Regions from separate parts of the Homo sapiens genome. Here region 2 is linked to region 1. The links are chromatin contacts, found by Hi-C in ENCODE. All regions are on one chromosome and are shown on one strand. The core of a region is the stretch at or near the end of the contact, and the rest is flanking DNA. Distances in the headings are between cores, read along the strand shown. Region 1 holds the start of ZFHX2 (zinc finger homeobox 2). Region 2 holds the start of NFATC4 (nuclear factor of activated T cells 4).

Region 1 (4,608 bases), core at 782-3,281:
CAGCCTCCCAAGTAGATGGGACTACAGGTGCCCACCACCATGCCCGGCTAATTTTTTGTAATTTTAGTAGAGATGGGGTTTTACCCTGTTAGTCAGGATGGTCTCGATCTCCTGATCTTGTGATCCACCCGCCTCCACCTCCCAAAGTGCTGGGATTACAGGTGTGAGCCACCACGCCCGGCCTGTTTTTGGTTTTGAGACGGAGTTTCACTCTTGTTGCCCAGGCTGGAGTGCAATGGTGTGATCTTGGCTCACCGCAACCTCTGCCCCCCGGGTTCAAGCGATTCTTCTGCCTCAGCCTCCCGAGTAGCTGGGATTACAGGTGCCCACCACCACGCCCAGCTAATTTTGTATTTTTAGTAGAGACAGGGTTTCACCATGTTGGTCAGGCTGGTCTCGAACTCCTGACCTCAGGTGATCTACCCACCTCAGCCTCCCAAAGTGCTGGGATTACAGGAGTGAGCCACCATGCCCGGCCAGCCTCTGCTTTTTCATTGAGAAAATGTGGCCTGCCTCACAGTTACCTGTGAGGATTCAGTCATAAACTGTCACATAGTATAAACTCAAAATGTTCATTTATCTCTCCTTTTTGTCATGTGAACTTCAGGGTTTTGTTGTGTTGTTTAAGAGAAGTAGGCTATAGCAGTTAGTATGGGCCCTGGAGCCAGACCATGGAGGTTTTTGAGTCCTGGCACTGTCACTTACTTATTGGCCATTGGACCTTGGGCCTGTTAATTCACTTGTTTGTGCCTTAGTTTCCTCAATAAATGAGACTATAATAGCATCTACCTCATGCTTGAGGTATTGAGAGGAGTAAACAATGTATGTAAAAGTGCTTGGAACTGTCCCTGTGCATTCAAGAAATCTTAAAAATTATTATTAGAATACAGGAGCGGCCGGGTGAGGTGGATCACCCCTATAATCCCAGGACTTTGGGAGGCTGAGGCCGGTGGATCACCTGAGGTCAGGAGTTCGAGACCAGCCTGGCTAAGATGGTGAAACCCCCGTCTCTACTAAAAATACAAAATTAGCAGGGCATGGTGGTGGGCACCTACAATCCCAGCTACTTGGGAGGCTGAGGCAGGAGAATCACTTGAACCTGGGAGGTGAAGGTTGCAGTGAGCCGGGATCATGCCACTGCACTGCAGCCTGGGCGACAGAGTGACTCTGTCTCAAGAAAAAAACAAACAAACAAAAAAACGGGCTGGGCGCGGTGGTGGTTCACACCTGTAATCCCAGCACTTTGGGAGGCCGAGGCAGGCGGATCACAAGGTCAGGAGTTCGAGACCAGCTTGACCAACGTGGTGAAACCCCGTCTCTACTAAAAATACAAAAATTAGCTGGGTGTGTTGATGCATGCCTGTAATCCCAGCTACTTAGGAGGCTGAGGTAGGAGAATCGCTTGAACCCGGTGGTGGAGGTTGCAGTGAGCCGAGATCGCACCACTGCACTCCAACCTGGGCGACTGAGTGAGACTCCGTCTCCAGAAAAAAAAAAAAAAAAAAAATTCAGGAGCACTTAATAAGCGATAAACTGAAGATGAGGAGGAGCCCGAACCTCCCCCAACCCAGCTCAGGGGACTATGTAACCGTGTGGAGGAGGCAGAAGCTCTCAGAGACTAAAGAGTAATTGCTGCGGTAGAGAAGGTTCTAGTACCCAATTTCGCGGGGGGAGATGGGGGAGGCGGAATAATAAGGCAGGAAGAAGAGAATGAAAAAAGGAGGCCTTGGGCGGCTCAGGGCTTGTTCTGAAGCTGATTTAAAACAAAACAACAAAACACATGTATGGTTTCTGCAGGCCACAGGATGAAGAGGAGAGGAGACGGAAAAGAGTTTAAAGGGGCCTGCCCTCTTTGCAGGCACCGGCTTGAACCTGGAGGCGACCTGGTGGGCTGGCCGGCCTGCCCCCGGCCCTGGGTCCCGCGAGGCAGGCGGGCGGGCGCGAACAGACTACAACTCCCGGCATGCGCCGCGGCGGGCGGGTCGCTGCACCTGCTCAGTGGGGCAGCCCCGGGCGCCTGGGTATTGATTATTCCATTGTGTGGGACGCCTAGACTCCAGCCAGTGAATGAGGCGGAGGAGTGAGGGCGAGGAGGAGGAGGAGGAGGAGGGCGAGGAGGAGAAGGAGGAGGAGGAGGAGGAGGCAGGGAGCGAGCGAGTGCCCAGGGTGAATCAATGGAAACCCCCTCACGAAGCCGGGGAAACACTTCAGCCGCAGCCAAATAGCATTGATTATTTTCCTTCACTTCCCTCACCGCCGTGAATTTATTTATTTATTTTTTTCCGTCTCCGTCCCTGACGCCCCGGAGCGAGCGCTGGAGGGAGGGAGGAGGAGGGGAAAAAAGAGGAATCAACACATCGGAGAAGTCCCTTCCAAGAGCCGCCCCCTCCCCTCCCCGCCTCGCGCTGCTCGGTGGCCGCGGTTCGACTCCCGTCCCTGCTTCCAGCTGAGGTGTAAGTGCATCGATTTCCGATGCTGCTGGGTTGGTTTTTTTCTCCTCTCCCTCTCTCTCTTCTTCCCTTCCTTGCTCTTTGGAAGCTCGAGACGGGAGAGGAGGCGCTTGGAGACTGCCGCTGGAGGGGACGGAGAGGGACGGGAAGGGGCTGGGGGAGGGGACAAGGACGGACGGACAGACAGACCGAGAGCCCTGGGAGATAGCAGACAGGGGTGTGGGAGGAAGAGGGCGTGCGCGAGGATGGGGGAAGAGAGATGCGGGGGTGGAGGGAGAAACGGGAACGGGAAAGGCAGAGGCCCGCCGGACAGACGAAGGGTATGGAAAGCCTAGACGGACCGCGCCGAGTTGGGCAGGGAGCGGGGATCCCGGGGGGAAGGGGAGGCCCGGTGAGTGTGAGGGCTCAGAGCTGTCAGCCTGGAGGGTCCTGGGTCTCGGCGGCCCCCCGCCGGCTGTGGGATGGGAGAACCGCGGCCGGCGGGCTGATGGATGGGCTAGCGCGCTGGGGCGTGGAGTGGGAGGGGACGTGGATACTCTCAGTCTTCGTTCGTTTTTGGCTGAAGTTGGGCTTTCCATTCCTTTTTTTGAAAGTGTTGAGTAGGTGAGGGGAGGCCATAAGCCCATTCAAGGTGAAGCGTGTCTGTCCTGCACGCCCATCCTACCACCCCCATCCGCTCGTCTGCCCCTCTGAGCAGCCCTATCATTTTCAAGCACAGGACCACGCTTCCTCGCTGTGCCTGTAGCCCCGCTGATCTCTGTCCATGTGTCCCTGACTTTTGGTTTTGCTGTTCTTCATCTTGTCTCTTCCATCCCATCCATCTCTGGATCTGTATGTCACTGTCTCCACTTGTGACCCTTCCCATCTGAGTGATCCTCTCCTTGTGTGTCTCTATCACTATGTGTCACGCCTTGGCTGCCTGTTCTGTCGGTCTAGGATTCCATGCCCTCTCCTTCAGAGTCTGTCTGGATATCTCTGGCCTTTTCAGGCTACTTTGGAATTTGCTTATCAGTCATGATTGTGGTGGTCACAGTCAGGGCCTGGAGGAGTGGGATGATGGAGCAAATGTGTCTTCGCCAAAGCCTCTAGTGCCTTCAGCATGGCCAGGACAGCCTCCTCTTCCACCATCACCAGAGAAGCTTTGGAACTTCCTAGCATTGTTGACTGTCCCCTTTGCCATGTGCCTGTCTCCCTCATCAGAACCTCACCTTCTGGTCTCATGCGTGTCATCTGCCTTTCCAGGAGCTTCGCACAACAAAACCTCTTCCCTGCTGACTTAATTTTACTCCCTTCCCCCACTGTATCATTGTATATTTTTTATTTCCCCATTTTGCTTCACCCCTTTTTTCCATCTGTTTCCCATGAGCTCTGAGTTTCCACCTTTGTTCCCATAATCTGCCCTCTTCCTACCTTTTCTTCTTGATCACCCTAAGTTTCTAGTTTCTTTTATCCCTTTTCCTCTTATCCAGCATTTTAACCCCAGCAGCAGAAAGTACCAGCAAGCAAAGGGCTGGGAGAGGTGTGGGGTATGGTTTGTGAAGGCACATAAACAGGCCAAGAAATAAATTTAATGAGCTTCCAGGGGCATATAACCCCTCCATCAGTCAGTGCCATTATGTCAGTTAACTGTCAACTTTGATTTTGTAAGGGGACATTCCCTAGGACTCTAAGCTCCACCCTGCCTGGTTGCCCCCCATCCTTCAGTTCATTCTAGATATCAGTTGCTTTTTCTTCACTTTTTAGTTCATCTTCTTCCTAGGCCCCTGCTACTATCATATTTAGATCCAGCACCATTTTTTTTTAATGAGGCAGTGTTTATTAGTGTAATAAAAGCTATCGTATGTAAGGAGCCAAGTTCATTTAGCCTGAAGAACAGTAAGGGTGGATAAAGGATCTGGAGAGTTTACCTTAGTTTTTAGCCCATCATTGTTTTTCCAAACCTCAGGAGCTTGGAAAGGTAAAAGGAGCAGGCAGACATGGGCAGAAGATGGACGATTTCAGAGGTGAACAGAATTAAAGAAAGAAAGGGGTGGTCGGTGCAATAAACACATGGGGTAGAGAAATGTATGACGTGAGGGATGTGCAAAGGAAGGGAGGAAAATCTATGCGGACTCGGGGGCAGGGGAGGAACCAAGGGGTGATTAATAAGAAATTGGAA
Region 2 (4,548 bases), core at 884-3,383, 820 kb before region 1:
GGCCAGAGGCAATGGGGGTGGTGGAGGTGGCTCAGACCCCTCTTCCCCCAGGCTGCCACGGCGGGACAGAGCTGGGGAGGCTGAAGATGGGGTTCCCGAGCTGGAATAGCGCCGCTTGCCACATGGAGAGGCAGGCCGCGGGGAGGCTGGGGTGGGCCCAGGAGCACTGAGGAGTAGCCAGCTATCCTCTGGCCCTCGGCCTCCGGGGCTTGGACCATACAGGCTCCAGGGATCTTCGGGGGTCCATGGCCGAGGGGAGGCCCGGGGCGAGGGCAGCGGGGAGCCCAGGCCAAAGCGGGAGGCCGCCTCATTTAGCTCAGACTCCACCTCGTCGCAGGCTGCATACAGGGCTGCCTCGTCAGAGGCATCGGAGAAGAAGCTCCACGAGGACAGGCTGCTGCTGCCAGGGCTTGGGCTGAAGAAGGCCCCCCCACCCTGGCCCCCTGCTTCTCTGTAGCCCCCAAAGCCTTCTGGTGGGGGGTAATCTCTAGGAGAGCCGTCCCCCCAGGCATCAGGGTTGTCCTCCAGCGCTGCTGGCGGCTCCGGCGTGGGAGAGATGGAGGTGATGCGGATGCTGGGACACTCGAGAACACGGCCACCCCCAGCACCCCCAGCACCCCCTCCTGGTCCTCCCAGCCTCACCGACCTGGCGGGCTGGCTCTCCCAGGTGCCAGGTGAGGGGGCTGGTCGCGGCGGTGGCGAATGCATGCCAGGCCGAGGGGGTGGAGGTCGGGGAATACCGATAGGTGCAGCGCCATAGGGAGGGGGCTCTCCCAAGGCCAGACGGCAGCATGGCGGGGCATCCTCTGAGTCCAGTTCTGTCAAAATGGGAAGAGGAGCAGAGGGAGAGGGGGAAAGAGAGAAGCAGGTGAGATGGCTATGTTCCTTGAGTGGCCAGGCCGCAAGTCCTTCTATGCTCCCTGCCCCTCAGCAAAGAGACCTTCTGAGCCACAAGACAAAAGCAGAGTTGGACCTGGGAAGATGGAGGAGATTGAAGCAGGCATGCCAGGCCTTTGCCCACTGGCCCCTGGATCCTAGGACCGAGGGTACCCGATCCAGTGGGTCTTAAGGTGAGAGAGGTGGGTCCAGAGGGGCTGGAGCTGGGGCTGGGCCTGGAGGCGTGTTTCTTGAGGCACTGGGCTGGACTGGGGGCGACTCACACATGAACCCAATTAGCAGCGGTTCCCAAACCCCCAAACGGCGCTGGCAGGAGCCCCAGTTGCCATCGCAACCGTGGCCAGAGGGGAGGGGGGCGTCAGGGCTGTGGTGACGAGGGGAGGTGGCTCCTCCCTCTCTCCTCGCCATCTAGGGGCGGAGGTGCAGCCGAGGGGGTGATGCGTGCTGGGCCCAGCCGGGGGAAGGGGGGCAGCGGGCAGCGCGGATTCGTGCGAGCGGCGGCCGCCGCCCCCGGCTCGGTCCCCGCCATCTGCCTCTCATTGCGGCCAGACGGGGGAGGGGGAGGGGCGCCCCAGCGAGGCCTGACAGCGCCCCCAGCCCCGGGCGTCCAGTCGGCCGGGCCAGAGCTCGGTCCGCCAGGGGCCAGCTCCAGCGCCAAACCTCCCCTTCCCCTGGCGGCGCCTGGTGCTGTTGGGGCCGTAGTTCCCGCCCGCCCCCCAGTTCAGTGACAGGCGGCCCAGCCGGGAGGCGGCGCACAGCCAACAGCACCCCCACCCCCACCCCAGTCACGACCTAAAAAGGAGAAAGTGGTGCCCGGGCCCCCAGCCTCACTTCCGCAGGCCAACGAGTCCCCCCGACTCCCTTCGACCTCTGACTCCCTCACCCCCCACCCTAGGCTCGCTGCCTTAAATTCCCCAGACTCAGGATCCCCGGCCCTCCTCTCACTGACCCCAAGACCCCTTCCCAGCCCAGCACTAACCTTCCCCCAATCCCCCCGCGCCCAGCGGGGGGGCCTCCTTTTCCTCCCCGAACACCAGCTTAAATTCCAGCTCCTCATCCTCGCAGCTGGCCGCCCCCATGGATCCGGCAGGAGCCCCCAGGTCCCGGCCTGGGTGGGAGGGGGGAGTTCAGGAGGCTGCTGTATCTTCACCCGGGTGGCTCCCTCCCTCCCTTTCTCTGAGAAGCCCCCTCCTCCGTCGCTGCCGCCTCCCTCCAGAAGCCCCCTCGTTATTATAGAAACTTTTCCAAACTTTTTTCCCCCAAACTTCTTCAAAGCGGTCCCCCCCCCAGCCTGTCCCTGATTGGCTGCCGGGGATGCTCCAGCCCCTCCTCCAGGGATGAGATGGGAAAACCACGCGCCCCTCGTCCTCCCCCACCCTCCCTCCCTCTGTCCTCTCTTCAGTCCCTCCCCCTCAAAAAAAAAAAAACTGAATTGGAAAACGGTCCTTCAAGAGTGATACTAATGTTGCCTATTGGTCCGCCGTTGTGACAATCATTTCCCGCAGAGAGCCCAGCCCCCACCTCCCCTAGTCTCAGTTCAAGGTTCTGGGTCCGAGAGCCTTAAAGGGGCCACATCCTGGGCCCCCAGGGTAGAGAGCCCACGGAAGACCCTTTTTTAAATTCTGAAGACTGTGTAGATAGCACCTAGCAAGGCAGAACCACTTCTCCTCCCCTTTCCCTCCAAGCCTGAGGCCAGGAGGGTCCTGGGGGCAGAGTGGCACCGAGTTGCTCGGAAGAGGAAAAGGCTATTCTTCCGCCTCCCTTGCCTGGGGCTACTCTGCCCGGGCCTTCTGGAAGTCTTTGCGCTGCCGAATCAGCGCCTCCATCAGCCATTCCTCCAGGACCCCCAAAGATGAAGAACGCTTAGCCAGCCTGGATGCCTCTGGGAGCAGTCCGAGCCAAAGAGGCTTTGAGAACTGTCCCTAGGCCCACAGCCCTTGATGGGCGTAGATCCAGGCCAGGCTTTGCCGCTGCCCTTGTCCCAGCCACCCAGAGGGGCCGTGAATTAGCCTCCACGGGAAGTTGGCAGCCTCCTCCCTAGAACTGTAGTCTGGAATGAATCTCTGACCCGATAGCATCCCACTCCGGCTCTTCTAAAAATCCTTGCCAGGTTTACTAGGGGCCTGAAACCTCCGGACCCTGTGGGTTCCCCTCCTCTTCCCCCTCCTTGGCCCCCCCGCCCCCAACAGGCTGGACACCTGTCACCTGGGCTGGAGGAGGAAGGAAGACCTGGACTGGAGTTTCCGGGAAAGTCAGGCTTGGAGAGGCCTGGGTTGTGTGAGAGGGAGTTAGATGGGAGATTCGTGACTCGGTGGGAGATACTGGCGAGGCTGGCGGGTAGGAGAGATGGGAGGGTGGTTATCATTTTCTCCCACACACACACAGTTTCAACCTCTCTTAGAGGCCGCGTCTCCAGTCTCTAAATCCCTCCGGTTCAGGGCCGCACCCCCAACGCCGCCCCATCCCAGCAACTAAACGGTTAAGCGACGGCCCCAGGTCAGACGTTTACAAACACTCAGAAGCCGGGCGGGGACCGCGCCCGTTACTCTAATGAGAAACAGGCTCTACGGGACTGGGGAAAGAAGGGAGGGCTGGCCCGACGGGCCGGAGCTCCGCAGCGGCCGAGGCGGCTTCCCTCCCTCCCCTCGGTCCTCCCTCGGGCCCGCCCAGGGGACCACCCCCCCAGTCCCCGGGGACCCCAGTGACGTGCGGAGCTGCCCCGGCTCCGAGCCCAGGGCCGCAACACAGGAGGGGCGGGGAGAAGAGCCCAGGCCGGCGGGGAGAGAAGAATGTTCCGAGGCCGAGCGGGGAAGCGGCCTGGTTTGATTTTCTTCTTTCTTTTTTTTTTTTTTCTTTTTTTTTTCTTTTTTTTCCTTTGGTTGGTCTCCTCAGGTTACATTTCCCTTCCAGCTTCATCTCGGAAATAAAGGAAGGAGAAACCCACGGGGAGGGAGGACGAGGAACACCTCGACCCATCAACCAGCCTGTACCTAAGAGGGCAAGGGAGGTGGGAAGCGGAGGCGAGAAAAGCAGGGATAGAGACCCCGAGGCCCAGCCCCTGTTCCCCCAGACTCTGCCCCTCCCCGGCCCCACTCCCCGCAGGCACAGCACATGCAGACGCACACATTCTTTTCAAATGTCATATTTCCTTTGATCCTGGGCAGCGTTTCTCCATGTGTCTGGCTCAGCTCCTGCCCAGCCAACCGCCTTCCCCTCTCACCCCTGTTTGTTTTCCTGGAGAACCCTCCTCCTCCTAGCATCTGGAAGGCCCTGAGGGCTGGCGTCGGCCCTCATTCCCCTGATGACTCTGGCCTCTCCTCCCATGACTCAATTTCCCCTTCATGGGTGTTGGGGGGTAGGGAAGGGAGGAGCAGAGGGGAGAGTGGTTGAGATTGTTCAGAGTGCCAAGCTTCTCTGAGGCGGGGGGCGGGGGGGCATCCCCTTGACTCTGAAAACCCTCCAATCTGTCTCGGCTGCGGCAGAGAGATGGAACTTATGACTTCTGAAATGCTCGGCCTGGCGTTGGAGCCTGGGCAACAGCGGGTAGTTGCGGATTTAAGTTGCCCTACACTTCTGCCCCCTGGCGACCAGAAAGACCCAGCCCCCCCGTCCTTGGTTCGCGGTTTCTCTAGCCGCCTGGCCTCGGTCTCA

The links. Hi-C counts contacts between places; a loop is a spot of excess contacts on that map. Pooled maps may share reads with other maps.
Region 2: a loop to region 1 is called in a pooled map, with 4 times the contacts of the local background. The contact joins the promoter of NFATC4 here to the promoter of ZFHX2 in region 1. A Hi-C loop is called at or near these places in 3 of 168 maps with a recorded cell type or tissue (OCI-LY7, ascending aorta and breast epithelium), 1 of 37 single-sample maps with no recorded cell type and 3 of 50 pooled maps.

Annotation. Positions count from the first base shown.
Region 1 is chr14:23,549,188-23,553,795 of GRCh38, reverse strand. It overlaps ZFHX2 (zinc finger homeobox 2), which reads left to right and starts at 2,031. Exons shown (of 10, transcript NM_033400.3): 1 at 2,031-2,453. It also overlaps a transcript of THTPA not described here. RefSeq lists enhancers at 1,678-1,727, 2,577-3,239 and a silencer at 1,858-2,097.
Region 2 is chr14:24,365,769-24,370,316 of GRCh38, reverse strand. It overlaps NFATC4 (nuclear factor of activated T cells 4), which reads right to left and starts at 2,133. Exons shown (of 10, transcript NM_004554.5): 1 at 1,877-2,133; 2 at 1-818. The coding sequence starts at 1,976. LOC124903291 (a long non-coding RNA gene) reads left to right here and starts at 932. Exons shown (of 2, transcript XR_007064085.1): 1 at 932-1,070; 2 at 3,790-4,548. RefSeq lists an enhancer at 1-332 and silencers at 1,295-1,674, 3,393-3,702.